Regions from separate parts of the Mus musculus genome. Here region 2 is linked to region 1. The links are chromatin loops, found by intact Hi-C in ENCODE. Cell type or tissue: heart. All regions are shown on one strand. Each heading gives the region's core, and the rest is flanking DNA. Links, peaks and the distances in the headings are about the cores only. Region 1 overlaps Gm34799 (a long non-coding RNA gene). Region 2 overlaps 4930452A19Rik (RIKEN cDNA 4930452A19 gene).

Region 1 (16,463 bases), core at 4,490-12,489:
CCTTAGCTACTGTGGGACCCCCCCCCCCCCCCCCGAGTGAAGAATGCAGAGCCAGAGATAGATGCAAAAGCAAGAGGAGTTTATTGTTTTAGGGTGTAGGGGTGTCAACCCTGGGTGGCCCATTCAGTGAGTTTTTATATACAGTCTTCAGGGGTAGAATAGAGCAACAGCAACTAGGCACAATGTGATTGGCAGAACAGTGTGACTTTTCAACTGATTTGTCCTTAGGGAATAAGGTGGCAAGGACTTCCCTTGTCTGTAGATGGCCAACAGTCTGTCTGCTCTGTGGTTTACCTGGGAAATGTAATCCCAGAAGGGAGGGGTGCCTACCATTAACCTCCTCTCAGGAAGGGAGTGGTCTTTATGTGCTTTGGTCTGGTGGAATTTTCCAAATGTCCTGAGCTGACCTCTTCAGTTAGTCTTCCAAGAGGGTCTGGCCCTGGGTAGTGTATGCAAACTCATGATGAGCCTCTGAGGAGTCAATCCATGCCTCAATTAACATCATCTTAAAATCCAGTCCTCAAACTGGCAGCCGTTGGATGACACACAAACTGGAGACTTACTGAGAATTTTACTCATGGTAGCCATGACTCAATCCCTTTTGTGTGTTGTCTCACCAGACCCTTCCCTTCTCCTCTGGTGAGCTCTTTAAATCTGTCCAGCTTGCTCTGGCAGTTTTCCTGCCTCACTTAGATGGTGCGGGACACCAGCAGGGTCTGCCACCCTATAAGTAACAGCCTTACCATTGGTCTCTGTGGATGAGGGCCATGACAGTTTTTCAGGACTGGATTTCTTATCCCCTCCTAACCTCACAATGGTATCAGTCGTGCTCAGTCTCCAGCATCCTCCTGGAATCATTGGAAACTATCAGAAATACCGTCTTCAGCCAACCTTACTCTGCTGCAATGTGTGCCTTCTGGGATACATCTGACATTACAAAAATTGCACAGTCCTGACCAGCTGCAGGTGGCTTGGAGATATCTATCCATCACTGGCTATCGGTGCTATTAGTTCATCTAGAAATTATAGGTGTGCTGCAGGCCAGGCTGCACCCATTTGTTTGAAGCCTTGAGCCCATGTTCATTACCTCTGAGGAGTTATCTGTGTGTGGACAGTTTATTTGCTTCACGATTCTGAAAATGCACACCCCGCAGGGCTGCCGATCTATGGCTGGCCTGCTTCCCAGCCTTTAAACATGTACCTTCACCAGCTGATATTTCAACATTTATTCTGTCTCCACCATGCTGCAAAGTGTTGTCAACTTAACAAAAGCTAGAGTCATTTTAGAAGAGGGAACCTCAGTTGAGAAAATGTCCCTATCAGATTGGCTTTGGTGCATATTCTTGATTGATAATCAATGTAGGAGAGCCCAACGTACTGTGGGCATTGCCAACTTTGGACTGATGGTCCTGGGTTATCTAAGGAAGAAGGCTAAGCAAACCATGGGGAGTAAGCTAGTGAGCAAGTTCCTCAGGTTCTACTTGTGTTCCTGCCCTGACTTACTCAGTGATAGAGGGCATTCACCATATTTTAAAAAGCTGAAAGACACCATATTGGAAACAAAAACTGACTGCAAACAGCTAGTTGTTTTACTTTTTATTTGTGTGTGTGTCTGTTTGTCTGTCTGTCTGTCTGTCTATGAAATGGATATTTTTAGTTTCTTAGGAGAGTCAGTGTCATGTGATGTTTCTCTGGAACCTGTCTTGTGAGAGGACAAATGGATGTTTTGATGGAGAGGGTGCATGGTGTTTAGAAAGACTATAAATATAATCTTACAGAGAGTGAGAGGGCGCTCTTGCATTGGTACATCTTGCAATGCTTGGCTGCTCTTCACTGATCTTTGCTGATCTTCTCTGATCGTCGCTTGTGACTTCATAGAGAGAAACAAAGAACTTCTTGTGGTGCTTTTGCTCCTTCTTGCTGCTTCTGAGGACTTGTGCTATGGAACCTTATGGTTTCTTCTGGATGGAGCCACTACTATTGATTTGTGTTCCGTATTTTGGAATGGATTGTTGATGTACTGACAATGAAGATTGGAATCACCCAAAGAACTACTTCTAAACAGATCCACAATGCCCATTTCCTATTAACCTTTCTTTTCACCTACTTCTGGTTGGTGGGCTAGAAGGGAGGTTGAAGCATTTAGGAACCCTTATTAAAGTAGGTTTTGAAACATCTAAGGCTATACTCTGTCTGTCTATGTGTCTGCCTGTCTGTCTGTCTGTCTGTGTGCAAGTGTATGCATCTATGTACAAATACCCGTGGAGGTCAGGTCCTCTGGAGCTAGAGTTCCAGGTGCTTGTGAGCCATTTGATGTAGGTGCTAGGATTTGAACTCAGGTCCTCTGGAAAAGCAGAGCAGTAAGTGCACTTAACCATTGAGCCATCTCTTCAGCCCTTTTCTCCCATAGCTTTTCCCAGAGCAGAATGACTAGCGTAAGATGGACCTTTATACTTACAAGGTTGGGTCTTTTCCTAGGCTTGTTTCTACTCACACACATTTTAAGATTCACGAGTTAATAATCATTTTTCTTTCTGAGAAAAGGGTTTCTTTAAAAGCTTGGCAAGGAGTGTATATCATATAAGCATAAGGACTAATGATCCTATGGGAAAAAACCAAGCATGGTGGCACAAAGTGTCTGAGCTTGAAGTTGACCTCTGGCCTCTACATGCAGGCACCCACAAGAATGTGAACCCGCACATATATAAACACACATACACACAGAGAGATCTACAAATTCAATATTTAACCTCCCCTCCCCCTTCTTGTGACTGTGTCATGGTTGAGGGCTCTGGTGCATTCATTGTTAGATGAGAAGCTGAGAACCAGAGACACCAATGCTGGGTTTGATATCACACAAAAGGCTAGGACTAGCACTTACACTGCGTCTTTTATGTCATGGTGTACTGTGCTGCTGATAGTTGGTACCCTGTAGGAAGTCAACATTTGCACTGAGGTTGTGAGAACATTTTTCAGGGGGCAGAAGAACCAGAGACCATTGTTGTCCAGCATTTAGGGTCCTTACTGTTAATCGCAGTCTCTGCTCCATGACCAACAGCAAATGAACAGAACACATTCTCCAATGAGACTGAAACTGACGTCTTTGGCCTTGATAGAGTCATGTAACAGAGGGAATGCCACTTCTGTCTGGGGCAGCAACTTCAGATGCACTGAAGTCCTGTACATTGTCCTTGATGACACTGCAGATCTCTCTGGCCTGCCTCAGCCCTAGAGAGGAGCTTTCCAGAACTGCAAGCCTGAGCATGTGTCCGTGTGTGTTGTGTTTGCTGAGGCAGGAGGGAGCCCCTACTTTTCTCTTAATGAATGAATGAAAATGTAGGAATCCCAAGGTTGGTTTTCTTTGCCTTGTTAAGAGAGCTCACTTGCCAAGTAAGCTGCCATGGTTATAGGTTTAAGTGAAGTTCCAAAGTGTCTGCCAGTGCTTTTCAGTGGCCATCATTGCATAAGAAAGGGCTTTTGGTGAAGCATCGTTGCTAGAGAAAAGGGTTCTTCAGCTTGCTTTGATTCTCCATGGCTGAAATATTGGCCCACTGGCCCCTCTTCTAGTTTGCTTAGTAATGCTTCATGACAAGAGTGTCCTCTGGGGACAACATGCTCTAAATAGTGACACTAATGTGACCTCCAATACATCGGTTTCAGATAGTATCAATACACTTTGCTTTATTGTCCCTGAGGGTAGTTTAAATATCACTGAGAACTTCTGGGTAGGCTCACTGATGAGAGGACATGTAGGCTGTTATAGTGCATTTTGAATTTGTTTTCATTGAGACCCCCCTATTTGTTTTCCCTAGATTTTTTTTTTTATTTCAAGAGAAATGGGTTCAGGCAAGTCCATTAAATATAAGATTTAAAAATATGATTGCCTTCGAATAATAGGAGCATGAAGGCCTCAAGGGTCCGACATCTGGAAGTTAAACTTAGACCTTTGTTAAAATACTTACTTCCCTCCTTGTTTATTTTGCTAATGAAATAACAGATTAGATTACCACTTTCTGTATTATACTTTGTAACCCCCCTCCAATAAAACCATATTTATATCTTCAATATATTTTCTTAAATATATATCAGTGTGACTTTTTCTGACAAATAGAAAAGGAAAACCAGAAAGGACAGATTATTCTCAGTGTCTCTTTCTCTCCCTAGAGTGTTCCTGTCGTCTCCTGGCCCGGAAGCAGTGACTGCCCTGTGTCCAGTGTCTGGCTGCTGAGTCCTTGGGAACGTGCCTAAGTGTCCCAGTTCCTGTGTATGATCCCACAGAGCCTGCCTCCTGCACAGTCCTGAATGGCATCATTGTAACAGTCTGCTCCATGTTTAAGATTCTAAGTGACCCACATTACTAAAGAATGTCTTTCAAGAGAGGAAAACTAAATGGCCAGTAAGAAAGGATCTTCACAAAGACGTGCCGAGGCATTGAGGTCCAATTCTTCAAGGTCTTCAGAGGCTGCCAAACTCAGGCTCCCACCCTCTCCTTCCATGGGAGTCTGTCTAGGCTGAAATCTAAGTCCAAATGAATGAATCTGCTTGGGGGGTGGGAGCAAGCCACAGCTGTGACTCTAGCTCACTGGGGGTTTCTGTTTTATAGGCGGTCAGGATCGAGTCTCTGAAATTATCAACTTGGGACTAGGAAAACAATTGATACTATCTGATTTGTAGAATAGCCCTGGGTAGGGAAATACTAATTTTAAATATCATTCATCTTTCCTTTTATCCAGTCTCTGCGCTGTAATGGAATTAGGTGAAAGGACTGAGTCCAAGCTGTAGTGAGCTCAGGGGAGCTTGCACACCGAACTGACAAATTAATCTGTGGACAGCCCTCATCCAGTACTTATTTAGTCAATAGTCAGTGAATGAGAAAAGGGGAAAGCACATTTTTCCTTTTTCTTTCTCTATTCCTTCCTTCCTTCTTCCTTCCTTCCTTCCTTCCTTCCTTCCTTCCTTCCTTCCTTCCTTCCTTCCTTCTTTCCTTCCTTCCTCCCTCCCTCCCTCCCTCCCTCCCTCTTTCTCTCTCTCTCTCTCTCTCTCTCTCTCTCTCTCTCTTTCTTTCTTTCTTTCTTTCTTTCTTTCTTTCTTTCTTTCTTTCTTATTTACTCATTAGAATTTTTTCCAATCAGCATACTGTGAACCTTCTGTATCTTTTCCAAAACCATCAATTTTCAGCTTAATTGTTTTTCCCCCCTTCTGACTAAAATGTGAACTCTTGAAGTAAACGTATTTACATGTTAAACTTCCCAGACTGAGTTAAGAGAATTAGAAAAGGACTCAGGAGATAGGAAATATGTTCAGCTCTGTGGAAGAGCTCATTATGGAACGTTTCCCAAACAGCTCTGCAATGAATGCATTGTGAGACCACCTATAATCGATAGACACATGTGTAAACTGTTAAAGGAAATACTTAGCAAGGTTTCAGAATTTGAGGCTGATGGGGGGAACTTCTGCTATTTGAATTTATAAGGAGCACCAGGTTGCAGGGCACATCACACTAGCACTCCTGTGATCCTAGCACATGTTATTATATAAGTCTGTTTGTGTTAGTGGGGGTACATATGTGTGCATGTGTGCACATGCAGAGGGCAAATGTGAACCTGTGTGTAATTCCTTAGGGTACTGCCTACCTCGGTTTTTTTTTTAGGCACAGGCTCTCATTGGCTCAGGCCTCCCTTATTTGGTTATGTTTGCTAGCCAGTGAGCCCGAGGGACCCACCTGTCTCCCCAGCTCTGGGATTCCTTCTACCTGCCAACAGGTTGGGGATTTTTTTGTGTGAGTTGTGAAGATCCAACTCAGGGCTTCGTGCTTGCTAACATAGCAAGCATTTATTAGCCATGTTATCATCTCTGCTTCCTGGGGTGTGTCCATTCATTAACTTATTCAATAAGCATTGTGACTGAATGGTGCAATGTTCTACTGAGAAGAACTTAGAACCAATTTTCTGTGCTCGAATCCTGACTCTATCAGGTATCATCTGCTTGAACTTGGCCAAATCACTTGACTTCTCTGAACCCCAGTTTCTTTTTTGTAGAAGGGGTAATAAATAAATAAGGGGTAGGACAATGTGGAGTTTTCAATGACATAATTAATTAATACATATGTTGCTTCCCTAGTGCCCAGGACACAGAGTGTCCTCAAAAGGACATGATTACGCTGTTTTCTCTTTGTCAGAGCACTGTCTACATATACACTCTGTGCCAAGCACTGGAAATGGCAATGGCCACACCACCTCCTTCAAGGCATTCTCCTGTGAGGGAGAGACATTTAAGCCACTGAGGATGAGAGCATCACACATGTTGAGAACACAGCCACTTCTTCACATACTTTCGAGAATAAAATCTGTTGAGTGACTGAGCAAATGATTGCCAAGAGAGAAGCATGGGGTCATAGGCAGACCTGTTCGATGCAAGAACAGAGGTGCGGGTGAACCCATTTACAGGACTCTGGTGGGAGGGGTCTGTCCCGCCAGACAGTTAAACTGAAGAAGACATGCTTGTCTCCGGTCCAACCTGTGCCAGACGTTTGGAGATGGAAACGCTCTATAGCAAGTGGCCCTGGTTAGAGAGATGAACTGCTGTAGGTCAAGAGAGCAAAAAACAAAGGAAACAGCAAATTCCAGGAGGTGAAGGACGCGCTGCTCTAAAAGACTTAAGAGAAACTGGCTGGAAAGAGACTCCCAGAGAGGAAGTGATCGGGAGGCAACTTTGAACCAAGAAACACTAATCACAGCCCCTCACCCACACTCTTCTCCAGACTCATCCGCAGAGCACGTTGCCTGCCTCCTGTCCTTAGAACTGCATCTTGGCATGACTTGTGTTTAGAAAGATGAGGACACTGTGGATTTTAATTCTAATGAGGGACATAGGCGCTTGACATAGTGACATTTGTTTAATACCTTGTGCTCCATGTTAAAAAGGTCCTCCATCTATTTTTCTGGCCTAGAACATAAATGGAGGCCTAGGAGGCAAAGGAGGACACTCCGGTGCTCAGCCCCCCCCCCCCCCCCCCCACACACACACAGAGCCAGCCACTCACCAGAGCTCTTGGGTGTTGCTGAGACAATTCAGTCATTTTTGCCAAAAGTTTATAATGAAAGAGAGTAAAGGCCCCTCACCCCTCATGGCAGCTGCCTTCCTGCTCTCTCTCTCGGCTTCACTTTTCCATTTCCCAGCTGGTAAAAGCCTGAGAGAGAAAGTGCAGACTGACAGTGTCACCCATCTCATGTTTTGCCAGCAAGGACATCATAAACAAAATCAAATAGCTACTCTATCTTACAGAGCATTATAATTGCACAAGGAAAAGGATATTTGACATGGAAGGCAGGATGGAAAATTAATTTCTCAAATAAGACAATATTCATGACTGTATTTAAGTTTACAGAAAACTCCTTCTGTCATTTTTTCCCCCTCATTTTGCCATGAACGAATAAAATTTGGCAAGGGTCAGCAGTAGTTCCCCCAAACACTTTTTATGCCTGACTCCTGGACTCAACACTTAGATGCTGGAAGAATCTGATATTTCTTCTGCCCCTCTATCAACAGTGGCCATTCATAGCCAACAGCAACTATTCACAGCCAAATGACTCATCGTGGCTGCAGACAAACAAGTCAATCTCGTTCCTGTTCTTGCTTTCTGAAAAACATTTCTGGCTTCATGTAGTGCTCAGCCTGGGATGCACTCAGCTGGTGGTTCCCCAGTTATCCAGGACAAAACCACCATTCCCAGGTCCCCGGCTCTGGCAGAACTAAGTCAATGCTGGACCACAGACTTTTGCGTGTGCTTCAAACATTAAATCCTAAAGTACAGTAGGGAGAGATCCATAGTGCCCCTGGCCCTTCCTTTGTGGATCAAGGCTGAGATGGTCTTTATGCCATCTGGAGGTGGTATTGGAGCATGACAACCATGTCAGGTGACCTGCCATTTCCTTAAGCACCAACAGCAGTGTGGTATGAAACATCTTGCCCACATGTAATCCCAGTTTTCCTGTAAGTATGTGTGTATCTGTATTTGTGCAGGTTCTCTCATGTGTGCAAGAATGTGTAGAGGCCAGCATTAACATTGAGCTGCCTCTGTCCATTGCTTTGCTGACTGATTTTTTTTTTTTTTTAGACACTCTTTCACTGAACCTGGAAGCTCACTATGTCTGTTGAATTAGCTGGTCATGGGGCCCCCAGGGTCCTTGCCCCATGCCGGGTTACAGCTGTGTATTGCTACCAGCAGCCTTTCATATGGATGCTGCAGACCCAAGCTCAGATTCCTATGCGTATGTAGCAAGTACTGCAGCCACGGAGCCATCTCCTCACTGTCTTAGAATGGTCACAATCTTCTGTGATTCACCCAACTGCATACTAAACTTCCTAGTTTTATGGTTTGTATTGGGACAAGTCCTCTGCCTTTTGACAACACTACTGTAAGCAACTTGGTCTATGGAGATCTAGATTCCTAATGTTTGCATAGGGCTGAAAGTGTGTTTGGTCCACATATGTGGCTGTTGTTTGCTTTTGGTTTATAGGGTTATGGGTGCACAGGTACAGTTTAAGGCAGTGGTGTCTGGAGAGGCCTATGTTTGCAGGAAGCAATTAGAGTGTGAATAGAGCTCTCATCTGTGGTTCTATTTCTGTGCTCTTCAGTGTCTATGATTCAATTAATTGTACCTTTGTTTGACTTGAAGAATCTATTGAGGAATATACTTGAAATGAAAGAGTAAGTGGCTCCATTGAAATGCATCCACTTCTCAAGCTTTGATGCTCTGATGCAGGTATAGTGTGAAGGCCTCGAGGTACTTGACATCAACAAGTGTCCGCTAGTGTCTCAGAGTGTGTTGCGATCTGTTCACAGCCCTGATTTATTAGGAGAAGCCTTGACATTGACATGCTTGGAAGCATAGTACAGCCATTTCTGTGCCCTCTCCCTTTGTCTTGGCTTATAGGGCCAGGGGGTTTCTAACCCTATCCTAGTCCTGTCTCATTGGTCTTGTTCCCTAGTTGTCACCACACCCTCCCTTCCCATCCACCTCAACTGGAGGGAAGGAAGAAGAGGCTCTCTGAATCTGCATGGGGTAAGGGACAAACAGACCCTGCAGTAATTCCAGTGTGGTTAGGACTGGATATGAAGAGTACTCTCTGGTCTCTCGTTATCCACGTTCATTCTTATAACTCTCCTGGCTAATGGGCAGAGCACCCCTGAAGAGGATAATGTCAGTAATGGGCCATGCGTGGCCACTGTATCAGGGCTAACCTATTTACAGCCCTATACACCTTTCTTCCCTGCCAGCATCAGACCCTATAATTTCTGTTTTCTGAAAGAGAGGGAGTTTCTCAGGCTTCATTCATGGCCGTTTGGGTCCAGATCCAATCTTTTTGGTGCTGTTCCTTCTGAATGTTACCTCACAGCCCCATTGTGAGTGGGAGTGACTGGACAAGAGTGATGGGGACTAAGTTGGAAGATAGGGAACTTGGGACTCGCTGAGGGCTACCCTGGTACTAGCAGTACAAATCCGTCTCTAGGTTTTGAGTTTGAGTTTTCCAAACATAAGGACAGTCAACGGGCTGTTGCTGAACATTCCATTGACATTCCATAAACAGCCAATTAACATGCATTAGTACCTCACCTGACAGAATTTAGCACCCTGTGGGAGACAGGCCTCAGGGCTTGCCTAAGGGGGACTCTTGATTGCACTGAGGTGGGATGGCCTGCCCACTGTGGGCAGCATGATTCCTTGGCTGGAATCCTGGCCTGGGTGAGTAGAGAAAGCAAGCTGAGCTCCAGCAGCATTCAGTCATTCCTCTCTGGCTCCAGATTGTGGATGTCTTGTGACCAGCTGTTTCAAGCCCCTGCTACTTTAGCTCTCCCCCACCCCCACCCCTCAATAGTGGACTTTACCCTTGAACTATGAGCAAGAATAAGCCATGAATTTCTGACTTTGCCTGTCACAGCAGCAGGAAAAGTATCTATGGAGCTTGCATTATTATTTCAGGTTAAAAGTATTCACCCCTGAGTGAGTGGTCACTTGTCCTCAGAGCTATACATCACTCTTGCTGTAGGTCCTGTAATGTCTGGGTCACTTGATCCTACCTAATAGTGCTAGAGGTGGCTATGGAATGGCCATTGTCAACACTGAGGAGTCATGTGTGCATAGCTCAGAGACATTTTACTTCTTGCCATTAACGTTTCTCTCTACTCAGAACTCAAGTGTACTCTGTGTTTGTAAGCTGTGATAGCTTTTAAATTTCCATAGTAGACCTGTGTATATTTTATGGAGTTAATGGTGAAAGTGGCTATTACTTGTGTATATTTTGTATAATTGTGACAAGTATAAATTTTGTTTTCTTCTGTTTCCTTACATTTAAGATTCCAGAGAATCAGTACATGGACTATGCAATACAGACTGTTACTCAAAGGTCAGTTGTTCTCTGACATCCCTGCAGAGCAGTTCTCTGGTAATTCCCTTTGTCCTAACGAAGGTCTAAGGCTGAAAATGACTGAGCAGCTTGGTCATGCTCATCCCTTTTCAACTCTTAAATATCTTCTCCGAGGGGTCATGAAGGCTGAGTGACTCCCAGGAGTTCAGAACTCTCTACCTGCTAAGGAACCTTTGATGGACAAGCCTGCAGTGGGAGGAGGAGCCTGAAGTGGGAAGATCTTGCATCTGCTCAAGTTCTCCATTTCACCCTTTAAATGGAAGGTGCTCTGTATATGCTTCAGGTACAGGGTAGTCAGGGCTTCAGAAACAGAGCTGAGCGGAAGTACAGACAGACACAGGAGAGAGCTTAAAAGAGAATTAGCCCACTCCATAACAGGGATGTGGGTCCCTACAATAGAACATCTCTAAGCTGCAGATCTAAGGTGTCATGAATCGCAAGGTCAAAGGTCTCAGAACCATAGAGCCAGTGGTGAAACTCCAGTCTGAAGCCACATATCCAAGAGCCAAGAGAGCTCTGTGGGTAAAGAAGCTCTCTGGAGCAGCAGAACACATGGAATGAACATATAATGCCAGGTTTACATGGCAGAAGCTGGGCAGTTCAACTATGGCTGCCTGCCTGGACACTGGTGAGCCCAAGAACCCAATAGTTTCTCAGGCCATGTGGCAGAATGCTTCAGCAGTCCCAATCTTATGATAAAGGGCTAGAAGACTCCTGCAGCACTGCAGGTCTTCCTGTCCATGGCAGTAGGCTAAAGAGGCAGGATTCCAATGTCAGCAGAGCACCCTCTGCAGTGTCAGCAGCAGCAACAGAGTGGATGCACTTATCAAAAGCAGACAGGCAAAAGCAGCACCCTCTCCCTCAGACCCTTTTGTCTCACTTCCCATCCACACTCACAGGATAGAGAGGAATTAATGAAGCCTGCTGTGTTCACTTTCCTTTCTCCATTCACACTGTCTAGGATAGGGAATGGAGCCACCCACAGTGGGTGGGTCATCCCACCTCAACTAATGTAATCAAGGTGATTCCAGAGGCCCATCTCCCAAGTGATTCTAGATTTTCTCAAGCTAACAACTGACACTAACTATCGTATCTGGGTGTCATAGGGTTTCCGTTGCTGTGAAGAGACACCATGACCAAGGCAACTCTAATAAAGGACAAGATTTAATTGAGGCTAGCTTACAGTTTCAGAGGTTCAGTCCATTATTATCATGGTAAGAAGCATGGCAGATTACAGGTAGACAGGGTGCTGAAGAAGGAGCTTAAAGTTCTACATCATGATCCAAAGGCAGCCAGGAAGAGACTATTCCTTCTGTACGCAGCCAGGAGAAGGGTCGAGCTGAAGACTATGACCTCAAAGCTCACCCCCACAGTGACGCCCTTCCTCCAACAAGGCTACACCTCCTAACACTGCCACTTCTCATGGGCCAAGTATATTCAAACCACCACACTGGTGTCCCTTAACCTAGTCTATACGATATGAGAACTAACCATTAATCATCACTTATCTGTGATGAGTTTTATTGTGAGATTTTTGTACATGTATATAATTTGCTACAGTACAATACACTCCCAATACACTCTCTTCTCTTGTTCACATTCCCATCAATTCAGGTCCTACTGGAATACTGGTGGGTGCTCAGCCCTGTCAGGCAACACTAGCACATTTCTGTTTGATCACAGTCCTCTGCAAATGACCTGCTGACCCCATTCCTTCCTGCCCTACTTTGCTCAGTCTCAGCTACAGACATAGTTCCTTTATGAACAAGTAGATAAAACACACATTGGACTCCCTTGGTGTTTTGCCATCATCTGCCCACTGCCAGAATCTGTGCTCTTAATTTTAATTGTGAAATGCTCACCGTGTGTTATTTTGATCTGTGTCTACGTTTCCAAAGTGAATGTAACTGGGTATTTCATATTTGTATGCAAGGCCTCTTCAGATATAAAACACTTGAAATACAGTTCTCTTATTGATACAGTCTTCAGAAAATTAAGTGTGGTCAGAAGATTAAGCGGAATGTAACAAGAGGAAAAAATAAACTCCTCAGCAGCAGCAGCAGCAGCCACGTCTTCTAGGCTCAGAGTACTGAAGCCTAACAAACAGACGGCTACAGAATCGACAAACGAACATGCTGTCTGAATCTCCTGTAAGTTTATGTAAAATCGTTGACCTGGATCCAAGGGCAGACCTTTTGAACACAATCAATGCAGGTGCGGGCAGATAAGAACATTCCACTGTTTTATTAAAGTGCATCTAATTCAGAACTCAATAACCCTCACACATCCTTAATCAGGCCCGACATCCTGGGAAGCATTTACCAGAGTGATCTGAAGATGCTGCCCTCTGCTTGTTAGGGAAGATATTCTACAAACAAGAATTCCAGGATCCATATCCAGGGACCCACCCCATAATCAGCATCCAAACGCTGACACCATTGCATACACTAGCAAGATTTTATCGAAAGGACCCAGATGTAGCTGTCTCTTGTGAGACTATGCCGGGGCCTAGCAAACACAGAAGTGGATGCTCACAGTCAGCTATCGGATGGGTCACAGGGCTCCCAATGGAGGAGCTAGAGAAAGTACCCAAGGAGCTAAAGGGAACTGCAACCCTATAAGTGGAACAACAATATGAACTAACCAGTACCCTGGAGCTCTTGACTCTAGCTGCATATGTAACAAAAGATGGCCTAGTCGGCCATCACTGCAAAGAGAGGCCCATTGGACATGCAAACTTTATATGCCCCAGTACAGGGGAACGCCAGGGCCAAAAAGGGGGAGTGGGTGGGTAGGGGAGTGGGGGTGGGTGGCTATGGGGGACTTTTGGTATAGCATTGGAAATGTAAATGAGCTAAATACCTAATAAAAATGGAAAAGAATAAATAAATAAATAAATAAATAAATAAATAAAAAGAATTCCAGGATCTTGTTTATTTGCCCTTTGGCAAAATTCCCATCCGCCACCTCTTCAGAGACATCACTCCTTTTTCTCTTCTTGTTCTTCTTCTTTTTTCTTTTTTTTACTGCAGAAATTTTGTTAGCATTTTCTGTAGTAGAACCTCCCATCCCTTTACAATGGTATAACTCTTCTGGAATTATGGGCGACCAGGCATTGTCTAAGATGTACAGGGAAAGATTAGTATATTTCTTGGGAATTGACTATTCCTGGGGAGAGGGTATGGAGCTCTGAGTTTATCTCCAGGGATAGAGTCTCCATTCTCTTGGCTTTCCTGGCAATGGTCCCCTAAGAGATTTCTAGAAGGTTATGTAGTCAGGGAAGAATACACACACACACACACACACACACACACACACACACACACACACACACACACACAGAGAGAGAGAGAGAGAGAGAGAGAGAGAGAGAGAGAGAGAGAGAGAGAGAGAGAGAACCCGGGTAGGCACTACTTACTTAGTGATGCCATGACCCTTAGGCTGCTCCTAAGCTCACGTTGCTTCCAAGCCTGAGACCTTGGCATTTGCAATAACCGAGTGGAGCCTTGGTTCATCTTCACTTAGTTAATGTGAAGAACATTGAAAGTGGACGTTAGCTCTGATATTCAAGGGGGATGCTCTTTACTGACTGCATCCCTCTGCTGGCCTAGGCATTTGCTAATTCTAACAACAGTCATCATATATGCAAGGTGAAGAGGGTGGGTAGTAGGTGCAACTCCATCAGTCCAGGCAAGCGTGCTAATCCTCCAGCCCCAGACAAGGGAGGGTTACCGCACTCAGCAGCTTCATCTTTGCAGCACAACCTTGTCGTGGTGACAGCCTCCCTGGGGTAGAGCTACCCATTTGACCTTCTCCAGGACAGAGAATTCCTACCAATGTTTCCGTGCAATGCACAGGAGAGCTTTCTCTGTAGCTGTTTACCTGAATGTTCACACTTTCTATCTACATAGAAGCTGAGCCTGAACTAGCCTAATGCTTATCAGAACTACCTTGGCCATCAGCCAATTTTCTTTCCAAATATCTATAAAAATTTATTATATATATATATAATATTTTTCTTTTTCTTTGGTCCTAGGTAGGCATCCAGCGCTTTATATAAGCCAGAAAAGGGCTCTCACACCCAGCTATACGTTCAGCATATTTTCAAGGCTTTAAATAAATGAAATAGAGCCAGCAAGATGGCTCAGTGGTTAAGGTGCTTGCTGCGAAGCCTGAGGAGTTGGATTTGATCCCTGGGATCTCCATGGTCAAAGGAGAGAGCTGCCTTCTGCAAGTAGTCGTCTAACCGCCACATGCAAGCTGCGGCATGTGCAACCCTTGCCCTACCTCTACCACACACACACACACACACAAACATAGAAATAAATAAATGTACTAATGTTTGACTTGAAATGTAAATAATGCTTGCATATCAAAGAAAATATTGAACACAGGGGGCTTTTGTGTTCAGCTGCAGAAGGTTTCCCACTGCCCCACTGTATCTGACCATCTTCTGCTAAAAGCTGCTGCGACTGTCAGAAACTGTTTGTGTTCGTCTTCCCCCAAGAAGGTTAATCAGTGGATTGGAGGACAGATTTGCATTTGGAGGCTGTGGTGGGAGAAGGAGGTCATCTCCTGTGTGGGAGAGACGGAAAATGGAGATGGCATTTGAAGGAAGCAGGGGACCTTGAGAGACAGTTGATGCTTAAACAACAAGATGCAGATATGGAGCTCTGGCATGGGCTGATGTGACTAATGCTGCCCATCCAGGGGGCTATGAATCAGCACAAAATGACTGATACCAGATGTTGTCTAGGGAACCCAAAGGTAAATAAGGATGCCATCTCTTATGAAGTTAACCCTGCAAACTGGCAATTGGCAATGTGAGTGAGATATATACATATACATATACATATACATATACATATACATATACATATACATATACATATACATATACATATACATATACATATACATATACATATACATCATATACATATACATATACATATACATATACATATACATATACATATACATATACATATACATATACATATACATATACATATACATATACATCATATACATATACATATACATATATATATATATATATATATACACACACATATAAATATTTCCTTGATGTCAGAGGTGAGCTCCCCAAACCCATGACAAGCTACAGGCAGCTTCTTCGGCTGTGTTTGTTATTCAGCATGAGGAGCATCCTTGACCAAATCCCTCCCAATTCTGACTAGTTCCCATCAGGAGGAACCCACTGGTGCTGTGACCCTCCCGCCGATTTGTTTACTCTCTATTGCATGGGATTCACAGGTTTGAGGCTGTTTCTCTGGGAGGAGGACTGGGAAAGACTCAGTTCAGTCTTGGGATGCATGCAATGTAGTCTGACAGTCTGACATCCTCATCTCCTAATGAACTGCAGGGATGTCTTTGAAACAGTCCCCAACACCACTCATCATTAGGCAGAGCCTGACAAAACCATTACTGGATGAGATTTTTAAGTGGTCTCTGTAAATTAAGAAAAACACACCCACAATTCACAGGACACAGAGAAATAGCACAGAGCATAGAATGCCCAGAAAGACCAAGGACATTCTAATTTTAGAAGAAAGAGCCCAGTGTCTGAACCCAGGGTGGGGTTGGAATGTGCCTGGGATGAGGTAATGGGTCTCATTCCTGCTGTCTCTCAAAAAGACTTCATATTGCACAGAACTCTGACACCATCTAGCCTCTCTTCTCATCCTTAGGAGACTTTTTTTTTATTGCAATTGATTTCTTGGAACTAATAGAATGAGTTTATAGCAAAAGCGAATCCATAGCCATTGCCTAATGAGCAAGATTCTTTTCCCTGGGGAAGTGGTTCCTGGATCCTTTTTGTCTCACAGTACAAGGGTAGGGACCAAACGTGTTTGACGAGCGTCTTGTCAGGGAGCTGACAGGGTTTACCTCGTGAGATGGGAAGGCACAGGTGCACAGACTCAGTTCATTCCTGGGGGGAATTAACATCTATTTTTAAGCAGTGCTGCGGCATAGGAGTACCATGAACAGTGGGTTTGAATAGAGGTTGG
Region 2 (16,463 bases), core at 3,232-11,231, 77 kb after region 1:
TAGGTTGGGTCAAGTATGTCCCCAGGGAAGCCCGGAAAGATGTTTTCTAGTAGCTGGATAAAGTGGTGACATTTTAAAGAATGCACAACATGGCAGGTGTTTATTGTCACAAACCCTGTTTCAGTTAATTTTCAAGGGACTCCCCAGGGATGTCTATTCCCAGCCCCTTTGAATATGGCTGCGTCCTGGTGCTCACACTTCTGCCTTTGTTAAAGTCTGACCTCAGGTCTTCCAGGAGCTTAGATCCTGCTGCACAGAACATGAAAGATGGACCCGTCAAGGAGAAGAGAGGAATCTTCTGGGGAGTATGGGGGAGCAGAGCATGTGACCCCTGTGCAGCTGCTTCCTCTTAGAGTTTTCACCCATGAATCACACATTCAACTTCCCGGAAGACGCAGGACGGCCCGACCTACAGAGCAGTATGTAAGAAGAGAAGTAACCAGATTCTACCTGCACTCTTGCCAACCCTAGAAGTTGCTAGGTTCAGGGCTAGGGTCTGCTGGGAAGGCTCAGGAAGACAGGATGGCATGGACAAGGCCATCTCCCCAGAAGCCCTTCTTTCCTGCTGTTTGGAACACTGGCCTCAGGGAAGGGATTGAGACTTGAACACCATTGGGGGCTGTGGCCTCTGAGATGCTACTTTCTCATGTTGTGGATAGTATGAATAAGGGGATCTGGTGCCCACCAGGGGCATGCCAGAGAGGAAAGAAAGAAACAGGAGCAATGGAGATGAGAGTAGGGTGTGTACCAATATGTCTCTCCCACCTTGAGAACCACTAAGAAAACCACCCAGAGGACAACAGATGGATAGAAAACTACATTTTAAGCAGGAACCTTGCCCCGTTGAGGAAGGAGAATAGAAAACACAAATTGTGCTCTGCGAGCCCATCTGGAGAAAACAGAATACTGGAATTAGCACATAGAAACTGATAAAGTGAAAAGAAGCTACGAGGGTTGGAGAAATGGCTCAGAGGTTATGAAAATGTGCTACACTTCAGAGAACCCAAGTTCAAGTCCCAGCCCCTACATCAGGCAACTCTTAATCTCCTGGAACTCTGGCTTCAAGGAAATCAAACATCTCTGCCCTCTGTAGGCACCTAAAACCCCTGTGCACACAACCAGAGACACACGCTTACACATTAGTAAATATAGTTCAAAAGAAAACAAAACAACCTGAGAAACAGAAATGAGCTGTGATTAACAATGAGAACTTAATTGAAGAGATTCAAGGAAGCATCTAAAGACGTGAAAAGACATGGAAAGGAAGCAATTGGGACAAAAAGCTAGAAGTTGAAAGAGGAAGCGGTGATTGTGTACACAGTGTGATTCCAGAAAGGGTGGGGTCCAGTGTGGCAAGAGAGGCAAGAGTTTGTGGTTAGCCTGAGCTACACAGCAAGAGACAGAAGCCTAATCTTCCTCAAACAATAGAAGGAAACAAAATATCAAAGTAGAAACAGAAACAGAACAACCAAGAATGGTCAATGACAGGAAGGGTAGGAAGAGGTGACAGAATGACAGAATGGTAGAGACAGTGCTAGATTATGTTAGTAAGGAGAAAGTGTTCTTAAAATGTGAATAGAAAAAAGTGTTAGTTAATTTAAACATAGAAAACATGGATAAGATTTTACAAAACAAAAGAATAAAGAGCGCCTGAGACCAGGGAGAGCCAAGAAAATCCTAGGTGAGCATCCGCACACATTGATTCAGATAGCTTCAATGAGCATCTGTGCACGTCTATGCCGGAAACTTAGATGAGCACGCGAGCACATGGATGCAGGTAGCGTCAATGAGCATCCATGCACCTTGATGTGGGTAACTTTGGAAAGCCTGAGGATCATTTCCCAGTCCAGTGAAGTTTACTAGAATGACCCCTAATAGATATAACATATTTAGACAGGTTCTGCAGGAGAAATAGAAATGTGTGCCAGGTGCCACTCCTTAGAGAATACAGAGTCCGAGGGGATGTTGTGCACATGGAAGTGCTGTTCCAGGAAACAGATGCAAGGGCATGTCCAGATCAGTTTTAGGAGGCCTGAGTCATGTCCACAGACAATGGGGGACCCTCAAGAGATGGTGGATCAAGCCCATTTGTCAGCACTGATGGGAAAATCCAAAGTCACTCACTGTGAAAATTTGATTCATATTAGAAAAGAATATTTATTCATTTATTCATTCATTTATTGATTGATTTTTGAGATAGGTTCTCTATGTGTAGACCATACTGGCCTTCAACTTGACCCAGTCCCCCTATCCTCTGCCTCTTGAGTGCTGGGATTATAGGTGTATTCATTCCACCATGGCTGATCAGGAATATTGATATATCATAGTTAGATCTAAGGAAAAGAATCATATAACTATCCCTAAAACTATGGAAAATAGTCACAAAGTCTCTTCCGTTCTTTATAAAATATCTTGCAAAAATAGGGCTGGGAATCTAAATCTCTAATATATTAGAATATATATTATTTATATAAATACCTTGTATATCTTTGTATGAAGGGAAGCAGAGTTGTGAACACGGACAGTCCAAACACACAGCAGGTCAAGGACAGTGATTTTCATGCCAGACTGAGAGGCATCACATGATCCCAACAAACAGGAATGGGGAGGAAGACAGAAGGATAAGAAACCTCTTGGGCTTAGCTAATGCACGTCCTAATTTTAATTCCAGAATCAGTCCTAATTGGGATGCACTAAAGCCATTCCTTTGAAATGATCCCCACTGACTTACTACATTTAACATTGTTCTAGAAGTATTGGCCAATGCTACTGGATCAGAGTAAAGAATTAATGGCAACATGGCTAGAGAACAATATAATTATCTCAGCTGACAAAATAAAATACCAAGAACTCCCTGCAAAGAACTAATCGTAAAACTCATCTAATTGAAAAAGAGTAATCAATTGCTAGAATATAGAATTAACATATAAAAATCAATAGCCTTTATATTCACAAATGGCCTATCAGCACGCATAAAAAATGAGAACAGCCCCAATAGCTGTGGCATTATAAGGTAAAATATATAAGAGTAAACTAAAAAATAATGGCTTAAAATCAATTACAACCCATTGCTACACCCAGAAAGACTTAGCGGGATACAAGTGTTGTACTGTCATCTTCATGACAGCTTCCTCCAGGATCATCTCTGAGTTTAGTGCAACATGTGTGCACACAGATATACACAAACACACAAACACACATATACACAGATATATACACACACACAAATGCACACATATACACACGTACACGCAGACATATATACACACACACACAAATACAAATACAAACACACATATACACAGATATACACACACACACAAATGTACACATATACACACGTACATGCAGACATACACACACACCACATACACATACACACAAATGTGCATAAGATACACTCATTTTTCACAAAGCCAGGTAGCTGGATGCTGAAGTTTACTGGGAAAGGAAGATAAAAGATCCAATAAAATATAAATCTTCTGTAAGAACCCCAAGTGCATTTAAGGACCGGAGGAATAAAAAAATTAAAGGTTTAGGAAGAACTCCAAGTACACATTGAAAGTTTAGACTGGATTGGTGAGATGGTTTAGAGGGTAAAGGTGTCTCCTGCCATGTGATTCTGCCACATGGTGTAAGCCCAAGGGCCACCTTTGATGCTTATACTCAAAACCCACATACAGCTTTGATCAATGCAAGCCTCATGTCCTGAGCCCAATCCCCAGAACCTACATGGTAGAGAGTTCCAACTCCACAAAGCTGTCCTCTGATGCCCTCATGTGTGCTATTGCAAGCCCACTTGTATAATATCTAGATACACAGTACTAGTAAATAAAAAATTAAAAAATCAGTATAATACAAAAGTGATATGAAAACACACACACTACCTCTTTGGAACACAACACTTTTACAATAAGTGATATTCAAATAACTTGTCAGCCTTCTTGGGAAAAAAAAACCAGTATCAGGTATATTTCTATCCTGAAAAAAAATCTGAAAAGAATCCAAAGTCCAGATTAATGTTTAAAAAAGTGATATTGTCATACTTTGAAAACTGACTCTGTACATCTGTGTGTTGTGTAAAGTCAAAAGGCAAACGATACCCCAAGAAAGTGTAGATGACCAATTACACACCTAATATACAAAGAACTTCTGTATAATAGAGGAACAAAATCAAATATTTATACCATTAGATGCACATCACTCATTCGTGATGGAAAAATCACAAAAGACATGTCAAAAATCATCCTGTTTGAAGACTATGTCTTGACTTCACTCACGAGAGATTTAGATCTAAATGGCAGAAAAAGCCACTTTTTACCCATCCATTCGGATACAACATGGACACTTGGTGTGTCACTTCACTGGTAACGCCTAGCAATTTAAAATGTTCTTATGTCAGGGAATTCAGGGATTTCAAACATGACTGTATGTGCTCAGCTCTCTAAGCCTTGTACAGAATTTTAAAGACGCTGTTGGAAAATTTAGACACTTCTTCAGGGTGAAAAATATTAACTGACAGGCAAGGACCAAAATAAGGGATCTACCTTTTCCATTTGACCCTCTGGGAAGACCTTGCAATTCCTGCCCCACCTCATGTGTTTAGGTGTTATCTGGGTGTGTGTAAAAAATGACACAGGTGTCTGTGGCAAGTGCCAATGACACAGAATGTGAGCAAGTGGACCAACATTCCTGCCAAAACATTATCCTAAAGTCAGATGCCAGTTCTGCTTGGAGTCACCTCTTCTGAGGAATTTTCTAAGCTGGGGTGCCTGCCAAAGAGTTCAAATGAGTATCACCTGTTAACTCCTAGTCATGTGACTCCGTAGTGCACAGGACATTTTGTTGAGTGAAGTCCACATGGTCCTGGCACTACACATGTCACACTACCTCTGCATAGGGTCTTGTGGGTGCAGAACAATGAGATGCAAGCAAATCTAAACTGTTTCTACTAAGGAACACGTCTTGCTGTGTACTTATGCGGGTTGCCTATTAAAGGAAAGCACCCTCAGATTAATCCACGGTGGCAGAGAGGTGATGTTGTGAAATCTTCCAGTTCTTGTTTGATTATCCATGTCCTGACTAGTCCCAGAGATCTCCCCTGTTATCAGTGGGTCATTTTATTACACCCCAACATCTGCTTTGAAGGTTTTTGCAACTCCTAGTTTTGATTTCTCAAAGAAAGCTGGTCTTTTTCTCTATTATATTTTTAGGATCTATCTATCTATCTCCCTATCTCCCTATCTATCTATCTCTCTATCTATCTCTCTATCTCCTATCTCCCTATCTATTTATCTATCGTCTATCTATCTATCTATCTATCTATCTATCTATCTATCTATTTATGAGTATACTGTCTTCAGACACACCAGTAGTGGTCATTGGATCCCATTACAGATGGTTGTGAGCAACCACCATGTGGTAGCTGGGAATTGAACTCAGGACCTCTGGAAGAGCAGTCTTAACCACTGAGCCATCTCTCCAGCCCAAAGTTGGCCTTTTCTAATGAAGTGACCACTCAATAGACACTTGGAGAGGAAGAAGACTTGAGATGTCAGAAACTGAAATGGGTTCTTGGGAGTTCATGGAGACAAGCTTTATGAAGTGGGTCACAGGAAGAAGGGAATGATAAGAGATAGTCTATGGCCCTATGATAGGATAAATGCAAGGCCTACAGAAAGCTTTGTCACATCAGGAAACATGTTTCTGTCTGTTCTGAAAGGGGTACTGTCCATGCTCAAGACCCTTGGGATCTAAAGCTGTCACTTGGCATCAACACTGGCAAAGCAAGATGGTGCATGGAGATGCAGTCATGATACACATGATCTGACCTGGGTCATATCTGTCCTTCTGTCCATCCATCCATCCATCTGCCCACCACAGAAGATTGTGTAGCAGACACACCAGGAATGTGAGGTACTTCCTGATGGTGGTTTGGGAATGAAATGGATTTAAGAGATAGTTGGGAAAAAGGCGACAGAGCATGCTTGATGATTTCCTTGATGAGGGACTAGAGGAGGAAGCAAGCCAAGGTAAGGATGACTGTCAACTTCCTTCTTAAAAGAAAAAGAGTTGACAGGGGTGCTGTAATCAGAGGCCAACAGTAAATGAGATGAACAGGATGAATGGCTTTGAAATGGCATGCTGGATCCTGGTGGGATCTAGGCAGTCTAGGCAGAGAATTCTTGTAACATTCATGCAACTGAGGTTCTGCATCGGAAATGGAGGAAATCTGGGCCATGGGAGGATGGGATGCTCACTGAGACCATTCTCACGAGGCATGAAGGAATGTGACCTGTCCCTTGTAAATTTACACTTTGTACTTGCATAAGAACCCAGACAATTCTCTCTCTCTCACTCCCTAATTGAACTTGGTTTTACTAATCCCAAACTAGCATAGTGTTTCTTGTTCTCAATGATTTATTAAAGATGAATGTCCCAGCAGATGGCATTCTGGGTGCTTAGGATCAGAGACCAGTGCCTTTGAGTTGCCCTTGCCCCCAGCTGCCACACTGTCTGCTGCTAGCCGGCTTTGGCTCTGGGATAGAGTAGTTCTGCACTGCTTACAACCAGGCTTTTCCTAAATGAAGCCCTTCTTCGGGATTTAGTCAAACTTTTACTGAAACTGCAGACCAAGAGCATAGAATAGCATAGTTCATAGCATATGAGTAGAAAATATTTGTTAATTTTAAAACAAAAGTTTCAATCCCCTGTTCTATTTTTGAGATTATTCCATCTATTTCTTGTCAACTCCTAAGGCCAGCCTGGCTCCTGATGGTTCTGCCCTTTCAACTGCAGGAATCTCCCCCTGACAGGCTTCCTGGAGACTCCTGCACACTTCCTGCCTGCTTAACAGGAAGCCCTGCAGGGAGCTGACCTTGGGTTCTTGCAAAGAATCCACTTCCCTGAGGAATAAGGAAATGCTATGAAGCTCCCTCAGCTGGAAAATTAACAAAAGAAATGAGTTTGATCAAACAGTAAACACACACACACACACACACACACACACACACACACACACTCATACACACTCACATATCACACACACAACACATATCACACACAACACTCATACGCCATACACACACCACATACACACATATCACACACAAAACACACATCACACACACACATGCAACACATACACCACACACCACTCACACACCATACACACATTACACACACACACATATAAACATATCACATATACCACTCACATACCATACACACATCACACACACACACACAAACACACACATATATTCACACACACACACCTCATATACACCACACCACATAGATACAACACACACTCACAAATCATATACATGCAACACACATCACACACATACAACATACACACCACACACACCACACACACCAACACACATACACAACATTCACATAACATAAATATACACATAGACACACACTCAAACACATGTGTACACAAACTATTACAACACTCATACACACAACACACACACACACACACACACACACACACACACACACACACACACACCACTTTATGATGTTGGGTGGCTTTAATGACCAAATAATAAAAGCACTTTTCCAGAAGGAAGTGAGGAATAAGAACCTAAGCTGTGCGTGAGTTGTGTTTCTATAATTCAGTCAGGTGACTCTGGGCAAGTTATTTAGACGTCCCAAATCCCAGGTGCCTCATACATTTAATGAAGAGATCTTAATAGTTGTTGAAGGGATTAAGTGAGATAACTTATATTAAAAGCTTAGCTCTGTGGCTGGAACAAGGCAAAATGCTCACCATCAAAATAGTAATTATTAATTACCCTACGTCGCCTATAGGAAATGAAGAGCCTTCAGACTGTGAAAGAGTCATCTCAAGTGGATGAGGGCCATGCTGTTGGAGGCACGGCTGTGGAGAAAGCCACAGAGAACAGCATCTTGGTTGAGCTATTGATCTGTAAGGTGCTCTAGGGAGGGAAATGGGTCATATCGATAGCATGGGATTGAGCTCAGCAGATTTCTAGGCCTCTAATGAAGAACCAAATGCTCTGCTCTGGTAGAATCAGGGGAAAGGTTTTTTGTTTTTTAATCTTCCTATCATTTGCAGAAATATAAGGAACTCTAGGGGTTTTTCTTATCCAATGAAAATATCAAAGGACTCTTTTTTGCATTTATATATCATTATTTGTTATACGTGTGCATGCTTGTGTGTGCATGCATGTATGTGTGCATGCTTATGTGTGTGCATGCTTGTGTGTGTGCATGCTTGTGTGTGTGCATGCTTGTATGTGTGCATGCATGCAAGCATACAACAGTACTTATGAAGAGGTCAGACACCAATTTGCAAGAGCTGGATCTCTCCTTCCACTTTGTGGGTCCTGGACTCAATTCAAGGCCTCTCAGCTTAGGCTTGGTGACAAGTACCTTTACCTAGACAGTCATTCTTGCTGGCTCAGGATCAAAGAATATCAGAGCTCTTGTCTGTTTGCTGCTTAAAAAGATCACATTTACTACTGTTTCAATCTACACTTTACAACTTATCTAGAAGACAGGCATTGGAGAGATGGAACCTCAAATTTCTCCAAGAAATGCAGAAGGAATGCAGAAGGCCGACAGCATAGAATTGGGAGCAGTAGCTGGTACCCTGTCTATCTCACACCTGTAGTAATGATATTGGTTCCATGCCAAAACCCGAGGAAATGGGAATCATATCACTGGAGAGAGATAGATGGTCCTACACAGCATTGCTTCAGTCAGGGAACTTGCTGTCAGTGAGCATCATGCTTAGGACAGGAACAGCAGGCATTACTCTTATTTTTAGCTATGCACATGCTCTCAAAATTACAAGGAGCAGGGACCACTGGTGTGCAACCCGAATCCTGATGTCATTGTTGGGGAGAGGGACAGCATGGACCCGAGGAGTAGAAATAACTACCTGGGGGACCATTTGTTCATTTGCACCTGTGGTGCTTCAGAGCTGGTTGACATTTAATGCTAAATAATATTAATGAAAGGAACTTGCTGTCCCCATGATGGATTTCTCTTGCTTACCTTCTTTCCCTCCTTTTTTTAGCTCTTCCATTTTTAAAGCTCTAAGTGGCAGTCAGACCTAAGAAACTGACCGGAGGCTCATAGAGGATCTGAGAGGCCCAAGGGGCCTCTGAGCATACTGGCTGCCTTCATAAGTGACACTTCTAGATGCTCTGAAAGCTCAATTCAAATGGGCAATGAGCGTACAGAAAGCTGCCCATGGGTACAAGAACATAGAACAAAGTTTATGAGAGTGTTCAGAATCTCACTCCTAACTCTGCAAGAATACTGGAAAACATGCTGCAGATAAATGGAGGGCAGGAGAGGGAGATCTGGCCAAAGCCATCAAGAGTGGAGAGACAAGGGATGGGTTGGCCGTGGGGCGGGGCGTGCCTGTAGGATGGGGCTTGGCTATAGGTCAGCTGGCCCTTAAGAGTCCAGGACCCAGAAATAATCTACAGGCTTGGCTCAAGTAACCTGCAGTGCCTGGGTCTTCTTAATAGAATTTAAATTTAAAGTCAGATATTTTATTGTCTCTCTGGGAAGAATAGTTAATTCTACCAGGCCATGCTGTCACTTTAAATTATCAGTGAGAATTTCAAGGAAAAAGATCAATTCTGAAAGGAAATCAATTTTGGGTAACTAGAAACAATCTTACTTTAGGGCGTGTGGGGTATTCTAAACAGAGGATGTTATTGTGTGAGTTTGAGACTCCCTTTTGCTGTATTATCCTACTTTTGTCTAAGCGTGTTACAGACCTAATTTGCTTTTTAATACATCTATGTTTCCACCCGTGGGTCCACTGGCAATTTGATTCATTTATGCGGGTATATATATATACATTTGTAATCTGAAAATTCAGCCCGCTAAATTCTACCAAGAAAAAAACCGGGACTGTCAGTATACAGTCCCTTATACTCTTCTGAATTCTTTTCTCCTCCTCTGGGGTCGCCTGAGTGTGGACTGCTCCCACAAGCTGCTGGGTCGCCATCACAGATTCCCTCAGCTTGCCACTTCCTCTACAGAGCGAGCTCTCAGGACAGCTTCTCACTACACAGGGCTTAAGCAGAGATTTTAACACGCAAGAAGTACGAAATCCCCTTACTTTAAACCCTCCAATGAAAAGGCGCCTACAGATTAAGAGGGAATAAAGTGACTATCAACCAGACGCAGGACATGAAGCCGTCCTTGTATTCTGATCTGAGCGAAGTAAAATGAAAATTACGTGCACAGTCTCCTCTTACACACAGGCACGCTGTTTGATCTCTAGAGTGCGGCGTTTAAGGAACTACTCAGTGTTCCGGTGTGATACACACTGAATTATTTATGTGGGAAAGAAGCAGAATTAAGAGTTTGCAGGACAATTGTGGGGAGGGGCGCTTAGCTGGCAGGCAGCTCCCACGGTGGAGAGGAAGCTCCGGGCCAATCCCGGAGCTTGAATTCCTGTATTGGGTTGGGGTGTGGGGGGTGGGTTAAGGCTGTAGGGAGAGAGAGCAGTTCAAAGAGCTCCTCAGTTACATAACAGGTTTGACGCCAGCTCGCTACACGCCGGACTGTGTCTCAAAAACAAGACATGATAAAATAAAATTGAGAAGGCGTTGATTAGGAGGTGGGTGGAGTTTGGGTGAAATAAATGTGGGCAATGCTCCCTCCTCCTCCTCCTCCTCCTCCTCCTCCTCCTCCTCCTCCTCCTCCTCCTCCCTCCCTCCCTCCCTCTCTCTTCCCCCCCACCCCCCCAGAGTTTGAGTCTCTTTAACAACAATTGTTAAATCGACAGATAAAGACCTCCACTAACTCCCCCATGGACCTTGGATAAAATTCTAGGTCTGGCAGCTTTCGTAGCCTCATCCCTATGCTCTTCCTGGTCTCAAATCCACCATAATGCGTTCTATAGTACGAATGGCCCTTTTCTGGCCTAGGGTCTTAGGGCTTGTTCTGCCCTCCTCTGGGAGCATGGATTCTGCAGGTGGTCATCTGGGAGGCTCTGGAGAGTTTGACTGTCCTGTCACTTAGCAGCCCTTTCCTGTCATTCCCCTGCACCAGCTCCTCCCCACCTGTGTGTTTGCCTGTCTGCGTCAGTCTTCCTGGCCCTTTAGAGCTCCGAGTGAGTTTTCTCTCTCGTACAAGGTTGGGAACACCACAGTGTGTCGGGGCAGGGGACATTCAGCAAATGTTTAAGGGGCGAATCAAACAATGTTGAATTTTCCCCCATGAACAATGCAAAAATCCCTTCTCTTTCCCATGTGGCTGACCTTTTCGCCTCTCTTGTTTCAAAATTAGCCCGAGAGGAAGAAAAAGACGCGGTTGATCGCTTTCTGATGCTTTCTCCCCACCTCCGTTTCTTTCTGAAAATTGAAATAGAAAAAGCCCAAAACCCCAAACCCCAAACAAACAAACAAATAAACAAACACCGAAAGAAGAGAAACAGGCGGCTTCCCTTACTAATGCTACTTTGGGGCGGGGGGGGGGGGGCAAAATTTTGCTCTCCCTCTCCTTTCTGTTTTCCTCTCTTGGCTTAGAAACTCCTCTGGTTGGCAATAACCTGATGAGCTGTCAGGAAATATGTCGGGAGTAATGAAAATAGACCTTTTCCAATTTCAAAAGTGTCGCTGGTTTTTTTTTCTTTCTCTCTCTCTCTCTCTCTCTCTCTCTCTCTCTCTCTCTCTCTCTCTCTCTCTCTCTCTCTCTCTTTCTTTCTTTCTTTCTTTCTCCTCTTCCCCAGCCATGGTCCTGGGCCTCCTCCCCAAGTGAGTTTCTTTGCATTACCATATAGGTCATATAGACACAGTTGCTTTGGATGTTCTAGAAAATGCCCTTAAAAAATAAAACACAGATGTTGCTACATTGTTAAATCTTGTCAGTCAGACCGGTTGAACACATTCCGCCTAAGGGTGCAGAGACGCGGAAGTCAAGGGGTTAAACTCATTTTCAATTTGCCTACAGATGGATGCACCCGGCTTTTCCTTTATCTGAGAAGCCTACATCCATAGGCCCGCAATAACAAACATTCAGGAAGCTGCATTCAATGTGAAATTTAACAAAAGGAATTAGCCACAGTGTGTGAACAGTAACTTTAAATAGCAGAGGTGACAAAGGAGGGCGGCTGATAAAAGAAAACCGGTAATTACTATATCAGTGCCCTTTGCACACGAAGTTTCTAAACTGTATTAAGAGGTTGTTCACAACTCTGCCTCCCTTTTCTCCCATCAAAATAGAGCAAAATAAAATATAACAAGAGGCCAACTACGTCTCTGGATCGTTTGAACAGAACAGCACAGCCAACGTAAAGTGTTCTTATACACGGTGCAATTTCCAATTGCAAAATTTAATTGTACAAAAAAAGTATTCTTAAGTTTTTTTTTTTTTTTTTTTTTTTTTTATAAAGCCAGCCCTGCAGAGTATAAACTCTCCATTTCTCAGCCTTCCTGCAGGAGCAGTGGGCTAGAGCTTTTCTTTTTAATATTTAATCTGAACTTTATTAATTCTTTTAGGTGCAAAGAGACAGAGCATCTGATACACGGCCACCTCGCCGTACAGAGCGCAGCTCTGGGGATGAGAAGCCCACATGCAGGGCCTTTTGGTCTCAGGCCTCCTTTGTTATCATCTTAATTCTGCTGTGTTTTCCTTTTCTAAGCTTCAGAAATCATTGACTGGAAACAAGCACCCATGCCCCACAGTGCACAGAGGCTGAGGGAGGCTTGGTGGGAAAACAGATGGCCACGGGTAACCCACCTACAGTCAGGCAGGCAGTGCAGGAGGGGTAGGAAAGAGGCTCAAACAATGCTTCTCTATGAAATGGGGGTGCACTGAGACGTTCTCATCCTGTCTCCCCATCCCTGCTTCCGCTTCAGTTTACTTGATATTGTGTTCTTATTCTTAGCAAAATAGTTTTTAAAGATATGTTATTTTAAAGTATGTATGTGTACGTGCATGCTTTTAACTGCTGAGTCATCTCTCCAGACCCCATTAGCTAAACTACCTGTAAAGGCTGAACCATCACTACCTGAGTATTCTCGTGTGAAGGACAACAGAACCCAATGTGAAGATGAGAATGTTTAGAAAAATTAACCATCTAAAGGAGGCACAAGGCTCTTTTGGTCTCTTGAAAACCTGTCAAGTGGAGAATAAAGATAAATCCAGACGATTCTAGAAAGGTAGAAGCAACATCAACAGGTGGGCGCTGTATGAAGTTTCCTGAGCATAAATTCATAATTCAGTGTAAGGATGTTTTTTAGAATTAGTTATATCTGCCCACGAGTGATGAAGACAGAACAGGTTTGCTGGTATATTTGAGAATTGTAGATTCCTGAGTACTCCAAAGGTGTGAGATGGATTTACCGGCATCAAGGACGTTGCTCCAAGGGTCAACTGCACTACTAAATGACTACATGTCAGAGATTATTGTCTGTCCTTGGAAATGCAGCCTGCTCTAGGCTGGCTGAAATTCATCTCTGGGAAATGGTTGGTCTGCTGGGAATGCTACTTCCCAGCCTCATTTACTTACACTTGAGACCTGGCGACCAGGCTTGACCATGGGCACGAAAGCAGAGGTGGTAGCCATCTTTCCTTTGTCACTGTGGCTGGGAAGCTAGTCTCCATCTGCATCCTTCTTCCCCATCTGTGATTTGAGGCTGAGTACCATGCAGCCCCGTATATGTTGCAGTCATGATAAGGAAGGAGGTTCGGGCCTTGAGAGCTTCCCTCAGTCCAAGAACTGGCCTGAACTGATAAAGAGGCCATCTTTATACCCTCCAATTCAGGTGTTCATTCACTTTACATGGAAGTTAGCTTTACTCTCCCTGACGTAGCCACTCAAATTCCTTCAAAACTGGGAAGAGACTGGAGATTCTAACCAATGTGGGTCATCTCTGGGATTTATAGATTACAGAACAATTTGTTTTCCAGTATGAATTGTACCCAGAACAAATGTTTCTGAATCTTGGATCTGTTTATCTATCTATCTATCTATCTATCTATCTATCTATCTATCTATCTATCTATCTATCTATCTATCTATCTATCCATCCATCTGTTTATTATTTTCAGCTCCAATTAAGAGCCTTCATTTGGGCATTTTTGTTAAACCCTCTCTAACAGTGAATGGAACTGAATAACCTTCTTCATTATGAGTTATCGTGTGGGTTTCTTGGGCAGTGTTGGGGATACTCGGTCACAGAATATTTTGAGATTGAAGCCACAGAGAACAGCAGATCCCTAAATGGGACTAAGATGGCAATTCCACTAGTGACTGGAGGACAGATAGACCATACAGAAGCCAGAAACAGCTGCTGAGCAGCTCAGAATATTGTCTTCCCAGCTTCTCCAAGGCCTGAGCTGAGAAACCAGATTTCTTCTGGGTGTACATCACTCTTTCCTCTCCTTTGAAGGACACTGAATTTCCATAAAACCACAAAGGCCAGAAGCACACTCAAGACCAAAATAGCACTGAGGTTAAAAAAAAAAAAAAAGAGTAACCTTGGTTAAACAGTGTCGCTCCACGGCCCATGGCCATTAAGTACTAATGCACTGGAGATGCTATGGTAGAATATATGGGCCCCCTTTTGAATCATAGGACCTTAGGCAATAAGAGCATAAACATTTGTTGGCAAGCAGGGCAATGAAGCAGAATGCAGTTAGTTCAGATGCAGGCATGTTGATTTCCTGTGCTATGCTCAGCTGGACTCTGAGATCGTCAGTACTGTGAACTCAAACCTACATCCCCAGCCAGATTCCTACAGAGGGAGGGGACAGGAGGGACGGATGGCCAGCTTGCTTTGCTCCTGTGTGCTCAGTCTAATCTGTACATATGTGCAGATCCATATTTAGAATTTGTCTAGGCAGAGAGTGGTGAGCCATGGAAGCTTTTGCTTATCACTTGAAGGATGCTGGGGAGTTGTACGCCAAGCTTCTATCAGGAGCCCTATTCTCTTCCTCCTCACAAATCCACAAAGACAGAATCTGCTGATGTGGAAACGAAGGCTGTCTGTCTGTCAAGGACACGGGACATTTGTGTCCTTCGCCTACCAGTTTCTGTCATATTGGCAGGCAGATGTAAGGCTCATGTGGGGCCACGGTGGGTCAATAACGTCAATATGGTTTTGAGTTTACATTCAGCTTTTCTTTGACTAAAGAGAGAGCTTTTATGTATAATTAAGGCTTGGAAAATGGTGTCAGCACTTTTCCTTTGAGAAAAAAAATAAAAAGGGTGAGGGCAGCTGCTAGATGGGCTAAAGTCTGTGGTCTTTCTCTTCAGTATTGTGGCTGGTGGTAACTCCAGGCTGTGATGTTTGCTGCCCTGGAGACATGAAATGTCCTATGGGAATGACTGTAACCAAGAGTCCCTCCCCCATTCTGTGTAGCTGCTGCACCCCCCTCTCAGATGAGTCCAAAATTTTCAGAGACAGCCTAGTTATGGCTAAGGTTTCAAGCCCCAAGTCCTTCACTGCTCTGAACGCCACCCTGATGTGACCTGTCACCTCCATTCCAACACTCTGAGAATAGCCCGCCCTGGTTGCCTCTGTGTCCTTGATGCTCAGCCATGTGTGACTCTGGCTGCCCAGACCTGAGGCTGCGGGTCTCAGGAAGGGCCAGCATCCTCAGTGAGCACCTCTCTCCGTACCACACACATCGGATTGATTCCAGAGAGCCTCAGAGAGGGCTGTGTGCCTTTCAGTGTAACAAAATCACTGTGGTAGTGGTTCCCAAGTTCTTCCTCAGATCTGGTAACCCCCCCCCCCAACCCCAAGAGCCCTCCGATATCATTCCCCTGGCTCCCCCTAGTGGCCCAGGGGTCCCCAACCAGAACGTTTTTTATTACAGGGTTTTTTTTGTTTTTTGTTTTTTTTTGTTTTTTGAGATTATAATATAATTACATCATTTCTCACTTTTCTTGCCAAACCCTCCCACATACCCCTCCTTGGTTTATAAGTTCATCATCTGCCTAAGGAGATTTCTGATGAGCCTGTTTCTATACCACATGTGAGGGCAACTGGATCCACCCTGATTCTAAACCCAGAATGTGGGGTCCTGGGAACTCTGGTGTTTTTATGCTCCCATCTCTGAATGCTAGTCAAAATTTCTGCCAGGGACCTTAGGGGCCACTTACCTTTGAGGTTGGGTTGGGACATCTTGTCTTTTTGTTTGTTTTATTTTGAAGACAACATGAGCCGACTCTGGCCTGGACCTCATCCGGGAATGCAGATGGGGCTCAGCTTTAAATGATTGCCTGCCTTAGTTTCCCCAGTGATCAGTAGCAGCGTGAGCTATGGTGGCAGTCTACTTTAATGAGAAGTCCAAGAGTAGAAGGTGAGGGACCAACTATCTCTGATGCTATGTCTGGCACCAGTCCTAAGCCATCCAGGTTGCTGATTTCTAACAGCTGTGTTAGAAAAGTTCATGGACATCACTAACATTTCTCTCTTGTGTGTTTCAGCCACACAGTTCTC

What was found. Peaks named below come from ENCODE experiments on the same cell type or tissue, not always from the same donor. Only the 100,000 strongest peaks of a DNase experiment are listed, where the experiment ranks them.
Region 2: a loop joins it to region 1, with 2.2 times the contacts of the local background. A loop is called at or near these places in 5 of 42 quality-filtered maps.

What each region holds. Positions count from the first base shown.
Region 1 is chr17:9,837,068-9,853,530 of GRCm38, reverse strand. Gm34799 (a long non-coding RNA gene) reads left to right here. Exons shown (of 2, transcript XR_003952248.1): 2 at 4,165-8,823. Among named protein-coding and RNA genes, the nearest start is that of Gm34799, 62 kb to the left of the region's middle. In heart, for the core only: a CTCF peak has its summit at 7,889 (motif pointing left); a DNase peak (open chromatin) is centred at 7,720.
Region 2 is chr17:9,758,839-9,775,301 of GRCm38, reverse strand. It overlaps 4930452A19Rik (RIKEN cDNA 4930452A19 gene), which reads left to right. Exons shown (of 4, transcript NR_045433.1): 2 at 216-423; 3 at 5,723-5,916. Among named protein-coding and RNA genes, the nearest start is that of 4930452A19Rik, 8.8 kb to the left of the region's middle. In heart, for the core only: no CTCF peak of the experiment used is centred there; DNase peaks (open chromatin) are centred at 6,841, 9,401, 10,061, 10,531 and 1 weaker place; H3K4me3 peaks cover 1,428 bases; H3K27ac peaks cover 1,901 bases.